Linked DNA regions of Homo sapiens: region 2 is linked to region 1. Evidence: chromatin contacts called from ENCODE Hi-C or POLR2A ChIA-PET data. All regions are on one chromosome and are shown on one strand. Each heading gives the region's core, a stretch centred on a gene start or an enhancer-like site at or near the end of the contact. The rest is flanking DNA. Distances are from core to core; before and after follow the strand shown.

What was found. Hi-C counts contacts between places; a loop is a spot of excess contacts on that map. ChIA-PET counts read pairs that join two places held with the same protein, here RNA polymerase II (POLR2A). Pooled maps may share reads with other maps.
Region 2: a map of MCF 10A shows a loop between it and region 1 (15-fold over the local background). The contact joins two enhancer-like sites. A Hi-C loop is called at or near these places in 3 of 168 maps with a recorded cell type or tissue (MCF 10A, PC-3 and PC-9), 1 of 37 single-sample maps with no recorded cell type and 3 of 50 pooled maps. POLR2A ChIA-PET finds 5 or more read pairs at or near these places in 1 of 52 experiments (MCF 10A).

Annotation. Positions count from the first base shown.
Region 1 is chr5:96,091,236-96,096,227 of GRCh38, forward strand. The region is part of intron 1 of LOC101929710 (a long non-coding RNA gene); the gene reads left to right. It also overlaps a transcript of CAST not described here. Among named protein-coding and RNA genes, the nearest start is that of MIR583, 15 kb to the left of the region's middle. Within about 2 kb of position 2,981, at least 6 of the 41 ENCODE cell types and tissues checked have a DNase peak (open chromatin) inside an H3K27ac peak, as active enhancers do.
Region 2 is chr5:95,856,486-95,861,477 of GRCh38, forward strand. LINC01554 (long intergenic non-protein coding RNA 1554) reads left to right here. Exons shown (of 3, transcript NR_026936.1): 2 at 393-496; 3 at 2,319-3,648. Among named protein-coding and RNA genes, the nearest start is that of LINC01554, 6.8 kb to the left of the region's middle. Within about 2 kb of position 2,491, at least 30 of the 41 ENCODE cell types and tissues checked have a DNase peak (open chromatin) inside an H3K27ac peak, as active enhancers do.

The DNA.
Region 1 (4,992 bases), core at 1,731-4,230:
TCTGTCGCCCAGGCTGGAGTGCAGTGGCACAAGCTTGGCTCACTGCAACCTCTACCTCCCAGGTTCAAGCGATTCTCCTGCCTCAGCCTCCTGAGTAGCTGGGATTACAGTCACGCGCCACCATGCCTGGCTAATTTTTTTGTATTTTTAGTGGAGATGGGGTTTCTCCATGTTAGGCTGGCAGATCTTGAACTTCTGACCTCTGGTGATCCACCCACCTTGGCCTCCCAAAGTGCTGGAATTACAGGCATGAGCCACCATGCCTGGCCTTTTTTTTTTTTTTTTTTTGAGATAGGGTCTTACTCTGTCACCCAGGCTGGAGTGCAGTGGCACGATCAGGGCTCACTGTAGCTTTGCCCTCCCAGGCTCAAGTGATCCTCCCACCTCAGTCCCCCGAGTAGCTGGAACTACAGGTGTGCACCATCACGCCCAGCTAATTTTTGTATTTTTAGTAGAGACAGGGTTTCATTATGTTGCCAAGACTAGTCTCAAGCTCCTGGACTCGTGATCCTCCTGCCTCAGCCTCCCAAAGTGCTGGGATTACAGGCATGAGCCATCGTACCTGGCCCTGAATCTCTTAAAGCCATGATTTCTTCATGTGATACAGGAATAACAATGGCACCTGCCTCGTGGGGTTGGTGTGCTTAGTACCTGGCACACAGTGAGCACTCAGTCAGGGTTAGTACCAAATCAGACCTTGGCTGTCTCCATTTGATGGTGAGTTCTTGCAGGGAAGGTCTTTCCCTTTATCATAACCTAAGTGCCCAGCACATGACCTAAGCACTTGATGAATAAATGAGTGATGAATGAATGAATGAAATCCCCAAAGCAGAATCACACTGTGACTAATTTTGTGACACACTTACCATTCTCATTTGACTGACATCCTTTGAAGACACCCCTTTGACATCATTTCCTTCTTGTCTACTCCTCTCCCTTAGAAAACTCTCCTGCATATATGTATTGCTTTATAAATTATCTTTCACAGGTACCTTATTATAACTTGCTTTCTGTTTTTTATTCTTTCAAAGCGATGCTCTTATCCTCAAGACCACTGGAAAATAAAAAGAAATAAAAAAATTCTCAGGAATTTATGGCAGATTTTGTTAGTATTTCTTACTGCTTAAAATATACATTTGACTAGAAAGCAGGAAAAACATTTGCTCTTTCAGGATTTATGTATAAAATTCTCTTGGGTCTCTAACATGGCATTCAATATACATCCTCAACTCTTCCCCTTCCAAACTTGAGTTAGGCTTAGGTTTTCATGTAGCTTCATCGTGTAGCTTCATGACACCCAAATTTAAGATGGGCCATTACTGAGTTGGTTTAAAATATACATGATAACTTTCAAAGAGTGAAAATTAACCCATTGTCTCTTTTGTATTTGACCTAGAAGATTACTATAACATACTATCTCATAAAGGGGAATAATTTGAGGCCAACTTTCCTAACTAATATTGTGATTATAAAGGGAAGACCCTGAAGCTTTTCTATTTCCGGAAGAAAAACCTCTTAAATTCTACTTTTCAGACATGATCAAACCAGGCTCTAATGCCACATTGGCAGCTTTAGAATCATAGAAAGAGCTGAAAGAGACCATAGTGTCACCCAGTCCAACCCCTTCATTTTGGAGAGACACCGTGTAGCTTAACTAGGATCACAGAGCTATTTAGCGGCAGAGTGGGGCCTAGAATCCAGATCTCCTTAATCATTGTTCGGCGATTTTTCCAATTCACCCAATGCCTTTTCTCCTACAGTCAAGATTTAGAGGTTTTATTGACACATATTCAGATATTGTTATTCTTAATTTAAAAAATTTAAAGATTGATGTGTGAAGATTGATATCATTGAGAAAATTCTATAGGCAGTGCTGGGGGTTGTGTTACATTTCTCAAATTAAAATAAAAAAAATGAGGGACCAAACTAGATGTGTTTGGGATCATATTTGGCATGAGGATCAGCATTCGGTGACCCAATTCTTTATTTAGTTATGGAGACAAGTCTAGGGCATATATGAAACAGGTGAACAATATACAGCTGTTTTGTTAAGTGATACAGTACATGGTACAGAGAAAATGTTTATTGAGCAGTGCAGGAGGAAGAAAAGGTTAAATCTAGGTCCTGAAGAATGAGTATGGCTTTGTGTGCATTTGGAGAAGCAGGGCATTCCACTAAGAGCCAGCAGCAGCTGTTAAGTAGTGAAGGGACAATGGGCAGGGTGGAGCATGTCTTGCGTGTTCATGGGTGCCTGGCGAGGAAGCCAGTCTGACTGGAAAATAAGCCCAGCTGGTAGGGTGCTGTAAGATTATGCAGGACCTTAGAAGTGTGATAAAAGAGGTCAGACTTAGAGACCACAGGGAGCTGCACCTTGCATTTTGAGCTACAGCGTATCTTAACAGAGGCCTGTTTGATACTGTCACTTGGACAGTGTTTGGCAGTATGGGTTTGAAGGGTCTGGAAAACTACTTATGAGGCCCATGGGTATCTAGGCAGGAGATGGTAAAATGAGAGAGATAAGTACAGATAGAAAAGAAGAAGAAACTATGAATATATTTCAAAGGGAAAATCACTAGGGTAATTGTTTAGATTTGGTAGATTGAGAGAAGAAACTATTCAAAGTCCTAGGCTTTTTGCCTGGCTGACCAAGCTCAAAGAAGTTTGTGTCCTGAACTCCATTCCCTGCAAAGATTAGAGTTTGAGCTGATTGCTCTACTAGAACCTATTCCTGGTTGGCAATCTTCCTGTCCTCATGTTTCAGATTACAGAGCCCTTGTCTTAAAGGCATGCCTTATTTCCCTCAAGGAAAAACTATTTGTAAGGAAGTTAGTTGGTTACTTGCACCTACTGTCTGATTATTGACTTTGCCACTTAGTTATCTTGTTGTTAAATACACAGAAAAAGATCCCTGGAGCCCATTAGTCTCCACAGGTGGAAACGTATTTAATCTTTGGGAGAAAACCAAATTACTTACCTAGAATGTTTGTTCTCTGACTAATAATGTAGTCATGTTGATCCACCCCTTATGCCCAGTGAATTTCCAAAGATTTGGCATTGAGAGAGTGGCATTAGAAATTGTTTAACTCATATATATGACTAAGGGAGCCAGTAATACTCACTAGGAGACTGATGAAATTTAAGAAGATTCTAGGGCACAAAGGACTGCAAATCTTTTACAGTAGGGTGACCTTTTTTTTTTTTTCCTTTCTGGTCCAAGGGACATTTGATTCCATTACTGCCATATCTCCTTCTCCTGATATAGGCTGAAAATAAGATACACTTAGAAGAGAGCTGTGCTGCGAGTCTTTCTAATGCCAGCAAACATTTATGTAGTGAAATATTTAATACTTTCAGTGATCTTATGAGGTAGATAGAATTATCATTCCCATTTTACTGATAAAGATATGGAGAAAAGTTGAGAGAGGTGAAGTGAGCTGGGTGTTGAACGCTAGCTGTTTGACTTTAAATCATGACTTTTCCTCACTCTACTGTGAAGAGCTTGGGCAAGAAGTCAGGCTCAGCAAACCTGCCAACTTGTTTACATGTTTTATTTTTAAATTACGTGACATTGGTTCTCTACGGTTTGGACTTGTGTATTACAACAAGCAATACAGAGGCTTGCATATTACTCTCCATTGGCTGTTAGCTCTTGTGAAGTAATTAGGCTACAAAAGTCTTCCTTATAGTTATTTAAATCATCCAGCAAACCCAAATTCTTGTTTTGCTTCTTACAATGGCCTGCTTGCCTTGAAAAAAATGAGTATTCCATTTCTCTTACTATATTTAGCTGCCTGGAATGGTAACTTCTTCTTGCTTTTTGGGACTTTGGCTCAGAGCCAAGGTCATTGTGCAAGAAAAGGGTGAAATGGTTGGATTTAGGCTGTATCTTGTGTCAGTCATTTTTGCAAATGCAGCATTTTGACCAAAATGCAGCCACATGGCTCTAGGAAATGCTGGTTTGCAAACACACTTGGTGTGGTTTGCTGTTTTGTTTTTTCTCCCCCAATTAAGGTTTCTTGATCAGCTTGTCTTTAGAACACTTGTAAAAGTGTTCTAAGGTAGAATTCTGGCCAGGTGTAGTGGCTCACCTATAATCCCAGCACTTTAGGAGGCCCAGGTGAGAGGATCGCTGGAGGCCAGCCTGGGTGACATAGAGACACCCCTGTTTCTATAAGAAAAAAAAAACAATTAGCCAGGTGCCTGTATTCCCAGCTACTTGGGAGGCTGAGGCAAGAGGATCATTTGCACTCAAGAGTTCCAGGCTGCAGTGAGCTATTATTGTGCCATTGCACTCCAGCCTGGGCAACAGAGACTCTGTTTCAAAAAAAAAAAAAAAAAAAAAAAAAAAAAAAGACCTATTATATGAAAGGGTGATACATTCTCTACTTTAACCTGTGGCAAATCATCAACAATACTCCTCATTTTAAGTTTGAAGAAGATATGCTAGGCACCAAAAAGAAATTGCATCTGAATATGATAGAATCATCACATTCCTTGACCAGAAGAGACCTTGGTTCTTTCTTCCTTGTCCCTATCTTCTTGACAAAGACCCACTGAAAACATCTTCAGAAAAGACATAACATTAAAAAAAAATCCTTAAAGAGAGCCCAACTTTTCCTTATTATTAATTCTAGTGTTTAGCAACTTAGATTGTATTTAAATAACAGAAAAAAGCAGTTGTTGACAAGGTTGATCCAACTCTGTAACCATATTCCTCTTTGTTTTGGCCAAAATATAGCCAGTTTAATTGATTTTGTAGACATCAGCTATTCAGATGGAAGAAGATACCAGAATGGGTTATGTGGTACTCAGGCCACAGTGAAAGACCTAACCTCATTATCAGTAACTTCATCCTTTACCTAATCTCAATCATGGAAGGTGTGATTCAAGTAAACTTCCTCTGAAGCTGCCCTAAAAGGAGGTAGAAATAGCTTTTTGCCATTTACTGTGCAGGGAACCTCCATGTATACTGGAAGATAAGGACAAGAAACT
Region 2 (4,992 bases), core at 1,241-3,740, 240 kb before region 1:
TTAGAAAGAAACAGCATTGTGTGGTGTCCCCCAGCACCTCCCAGACAAAAGGCTTTTGTCTGAAGGTTGGAGGCCTGTGCTGTCTTGGCCTAGTGAGTGCCAGTTTCCGCATGGCTGCCCCTCACCCTTGGGAAGGCTATTGGGGGGTGGGCAGTGCTGGCCTGGGTCTTGCTTCCCTGCTCCTGCAGGAAGGTCTGGGCTTCCTCATTCACTCCCTTCTACTCTCATCCATCAGCACCTTCAAACCGAAACCTGGAACTATGGTATTCTCTTTGGCTCTTAGGACGGGTTGGCTTAATGGGGGAAATATTAATAGCACTGGTGTCGGTGGAAGTGACCTTGAGCCATGTAAAAAGATTCTGATAAAACGTGTCACTCTTGTTACCTATCAGGATCAAACTGCATCACGGAAGCTGCACACGATGACACCCTGTCTGGAAAGTTTTTGCCAGAGGGCAAAAGACTGCAAGCAGAATATCCCTTTGCCATTTCTCATGTAAGTGCACACCAGAACTAATAAGAATAATTTGAGAATAAGAGTACTTTCTTTTTTTTTTTTTTTTTTTTTTGCTGTGAAACTGATAACCATAAAATTTGGTATCTAGAGTCCTGGAGTGTAACAGCTCCTTCTCATACATTAGCTTCCATTCATTACCCCACAACAGTTCTGCATGCTAGCTGGCGTTATTGCCACATTACAGTGAGGGGCCTTGGCGTCTTGGGTTCCTGAGAGATGACATTGCCATATGTGGCTCTTCACGACTGTCCCACAGGCCCTCAGCTGGAATGTGGCAGAACTGGGAGCTGAATCCAGGACAGTGGTTTCCTCATCTGCTCTAGCCAGGAGCAGGCCAGGCCACCCTTCTGGACACAGTCTATCCCACGTGGGGACAGACTGGCCAGCCCCAGCCCGTGGGTCTCAACGCGGCCAGAGCTGCTGTGAGAAATCTTGTTTGTTTTAGCCTTTGGAGTCCTGTCTGTTCTCTGACCTCTGACCCAGAACTGTGTGTTCCAACCACTTCCCAGTCTGTTGTCCTGGCTCAAAACAAAGTGAACGAAAGCTCTTTCCTCAAGCCCTGCTCTCATACTCCAGGGCTCTGTGAAAATGAGTGGTATGGGCACATGGCTGGTGAGTCACTGTGGCCCTAAAATGAGCGGGAAAATAGAGGGCAGGTCCGGGCCTCGCAGGGCACTAATGGCAGGGAAGCAGGAGGGTCAGCATCAGGAGCCTGGCCTTTGGCCCGCAGAGACCTGAGTCCTCCCCTTACTCCTGAGCTGTGTAACCTTAGGCAGGGAACTTACCCCTCTGGGCCTCAGTTTCCTCATCGGGAAAGCAGGGCTGATCATAGTGCATGGCTTATAGAGCAGTTTTGAGGATTTCATGAACAAAAAAACAAAGGTAAAGCACTTAGCCTTCTGCCTGGCATGAGTAAACCCTCAGGAAACTGTAGTTATTATTTAGTAGCCAGGAAAATACAGAACACTTAATCTGTTGGCTCCCTGGTGTTTCTCGAACTGTCAGCAAACACTTCCACATCACCAGCCAGCAGAGCCATTCATCAAACACCTTTGCCTTTGTCTGTCAGGCCTCCCACTTCAACAAGTGTCCCTGGGTTTAAGTCAGTAACCTCCTAGGCACGGAAAGTTGCCTCACGCATGTGACATGCGAGCACGTCTCTAAAGGGGCAGAGGATCTGGCAAAAACATAGACTCGCAACTTGTCTGTTTCCTGAGACACCCACAATTGGCCTCGTGGAAGTGGTTGACTTCTTCCCATAGCTGCCTGTGTCTTACTTCATCGCCTCCTCCAAGCCCAGGGCCAGCCCTGCCTGGCTGGGGGATCATGACAGTCTTTGTTCCCATATGGGCAAAGTCTTTTGAAAAGAGGGAAAGATCATTAGTTAGCTGTCAGCCTCCAGCGTGGTTAGGTCATGAGTAATTCTTCTAGAGAGCCAGAGCACTGGCAATTCATTTGGTCGAGAACGTTTTATCTACTTGAACGGCGTAGCGAGGAAATAAATGGAACAAGTTATATCAAAATCTCTGTCAACTGAACAATTCCTTACCAATCCAACAAGGAGTATGACGACGATGCCACTTTTCCTACCTTTGAGAGGTCATGCACAGACACCGCACATGAACACACCACATTATACCCCCCCCACCACAAATGGGTGTACCCCCTCTCCCCCCACATACTCACTGGTGCACATATACACGCCACACCACATTCTGTAGTGGGGAAAGGATCATGTGCAGCCTTAAGGGCTGGTTTGCGTAACGGGTGCATATTTCTGCTAGTGTTTTTGTTCTTGCAGTCAGGACTGGCCGTTGTCTGAAAGCAAACCTCAAGGACAGGACTTCTGGACTCCGCAGCCACTTCAGGCTGCTGCTCCATCGCATGAATTCCAGCAGGTGGCGCTGCACCCCGCGCGGACCCGGCTTGCCTCTCGGCCCCAGGGAGGTCGGTTGATGAGCAGTCGGGAAGTGGGTCTGCGCGCACCCCGCTGCAGCTGTGGCAAACGCAAACGATGACACACAGGCTTGACGAGGGCCTTTGTCAGAAGCAATGGGGATCTGGCGTCACCGCACAATGGAAAACAAAGTGCTTCTGCCTGGCTGGCCAGAATGCACGTTTGCTCACTATTGATGCTGGGGCATTTACAGGCAGAATGAGTTCATGTGAAATTTCAGGATCTGCCATGACTCAGATTCACTTTCTGTAAACCAGAGTCAACATTACATTTCCCTTTACTCTGGGCCATTCCTTGAATTTTTAGGTCACCAGTTGTTTTTGTACTAACTGAAGGGATTTGAGTATTTCACAAGCACCTTATTTTTATTAGCATTTTTAGGGCATTACCAATTTGGGACGGATCTGTAGTGTGAGAGATTGTTGTCACTCTTAGCTCCAAACATAGGTTGACTTTATATATTATTTACATGTTCAGAATTATACTGTGTAGAAATTCAAATGAAACTTGCAAAATACTTTTCTGGCAGGAAGCCCTGGAGAGGATCGTTCATGGAAACAAGGATGACGACTGGGGTAAGAAATGCAGGTGACTCGTGAGTGGTCAGGGAGTGGAAGAGAAGACGGCTGGAAGGTTTTAGCATTCAGAAAAAAAATGGAGACAACTAGAGTTGATCTGAAGATTATGGCAGAATTCAATATTGGGGGAAAGAAACAAGATGGGGGTTAGAAATTAGAAACAGCAGAGCTCCACAGGTTGGAAAGGTTGGAAAGGATTTGAGCAAGAGAACAAGGAGCCTGCTAATAGCACCCTGGGTTTACATCAAGAGAAGCACCTGGAGAGAATTAACTCGGGAGGAGGTGGGGGCATGGGAAACCTTTTCATCTCCAAGAGCGGGCAGGAACAGCAGCTGGCCTGAACTTGAAGGTACACCAGGTAGCTTGCGTGGGCCAGGAGAAGGTGATTCTCTTCTATGCCTCTCTCCAACGCCCTGCTTCTGATGCTGCTCCTCTACCTGTATTGAGGGGAAGATACATCCCTAAGAAGTTCCCTGAACCCCATTCTTTGTTGTGGCTAACTGGTCCCCTTGGAATTTTTCTACTAATTTTCAATTCCCCCTCTCACCTGGTGAAATCTTGAATCTTACTGTTCAATAAAAGTTCTTCTACCGAAATTTCTATACCACGTTGAATTTTTTGTGTTTCCTTTGTTTTTAGTTCTTTGGGAGTTTTACTTAGAAAAAAAAGCCTCTGGGGACTAGATAAGGAAGGAAACCTTCATGTGGACCCTCTTGAGCTCTGTTTTCTTTCCTGGCCTCACTGGTGTGGGCTCTCTGGCTGCCCTGCTGATCTCTTGCTTTACTGCATTTGGGTGAGGACTGAGGAGAGGGACAGGAGTGTATTCACTGGATACTATTCAGACTAAAGGATTAGATGTCGTAGGTGAATAAGCAAGAAAGCAAACACATAAACAAAACATCTGAACGTTTTCAATCCAAGTGGAGCAGAATTTAGCTTTTCCAGCTAAACTGCCCCACCCCTGGCACCCAGGGAAAATGGTGCTCGTATTGTAATATATTCTCCCATGGATGCATGCAATATTATGAGTATTTTTTGCCTTGTGATGTAAATTCTCTTTCTTCCTCACTCAGAAAAACATATTGTAGTTGAAAGGAAAAAAAAGAATTCTGGCCGGGCGCGGTGGCTCATGCCTGTAATCCCAGCCCTTTGGGAGGCCCAGGCGGGTGAATCATCTGAGGTCAGGAGTTTGAGACCAGCCTGGCCAACATGGCGAAACCCCATCTCTACTAAAAATACAAAAATTAGCCGGGCATGGTGGCAGGTGCTTGTAATCCCAGCTACTCAGGAGGCTGAAACAGGAGAATCGCTTGAACCTGGGAGGCAAAAATTGCAGTGAGCCGAGATTGTACCACTGCACTCCAGCCTGGGCGAGACTCAGTCTCAAAAAAAAAAAAAAGAAAAGAAAAAAGAATTCTGATCCTTTTTGAGTGTGTGTGTGTATGTGTTTTATGTGTGTGTGAGAGGACACAAATTCAAACTGAAACTTTGCTAAGTAATAGGTTTTAACTGATCTGGATACATCAGGGTAGTGAGAACAGTAAGTCTGGAAAAGAAAACAATAGTTATCAATACACATACACTCTCCCATACATAGAACAATGCCTAGGTCTATTGCATTTTAATATCCGCCGAATAGGTAGCATGAATTCACATCATTTCAGCGATGGGGAAATGGAAACTCGCAGAGAGCTTAACTGAATTTCCTGAGACCATGGGATGTCAGAAGGGCCACTAAATCTTTCAACTTCCAACTCATACTTTAAACTCCTGCCTCTTATCCTTTTTGAAGTGACTGGGGAAGACCAGGTACAGATCTGTAAAATGCTTCATTCCATTTTCAGAGGAGCTGAGGTCAGGTGCTTCCTACAGTCGAGGTCTCGCCAAGAAGACGGTGGCCACGTTCCTCAATTCTCAGGCGAGTGTTTTGATGCCTGGGT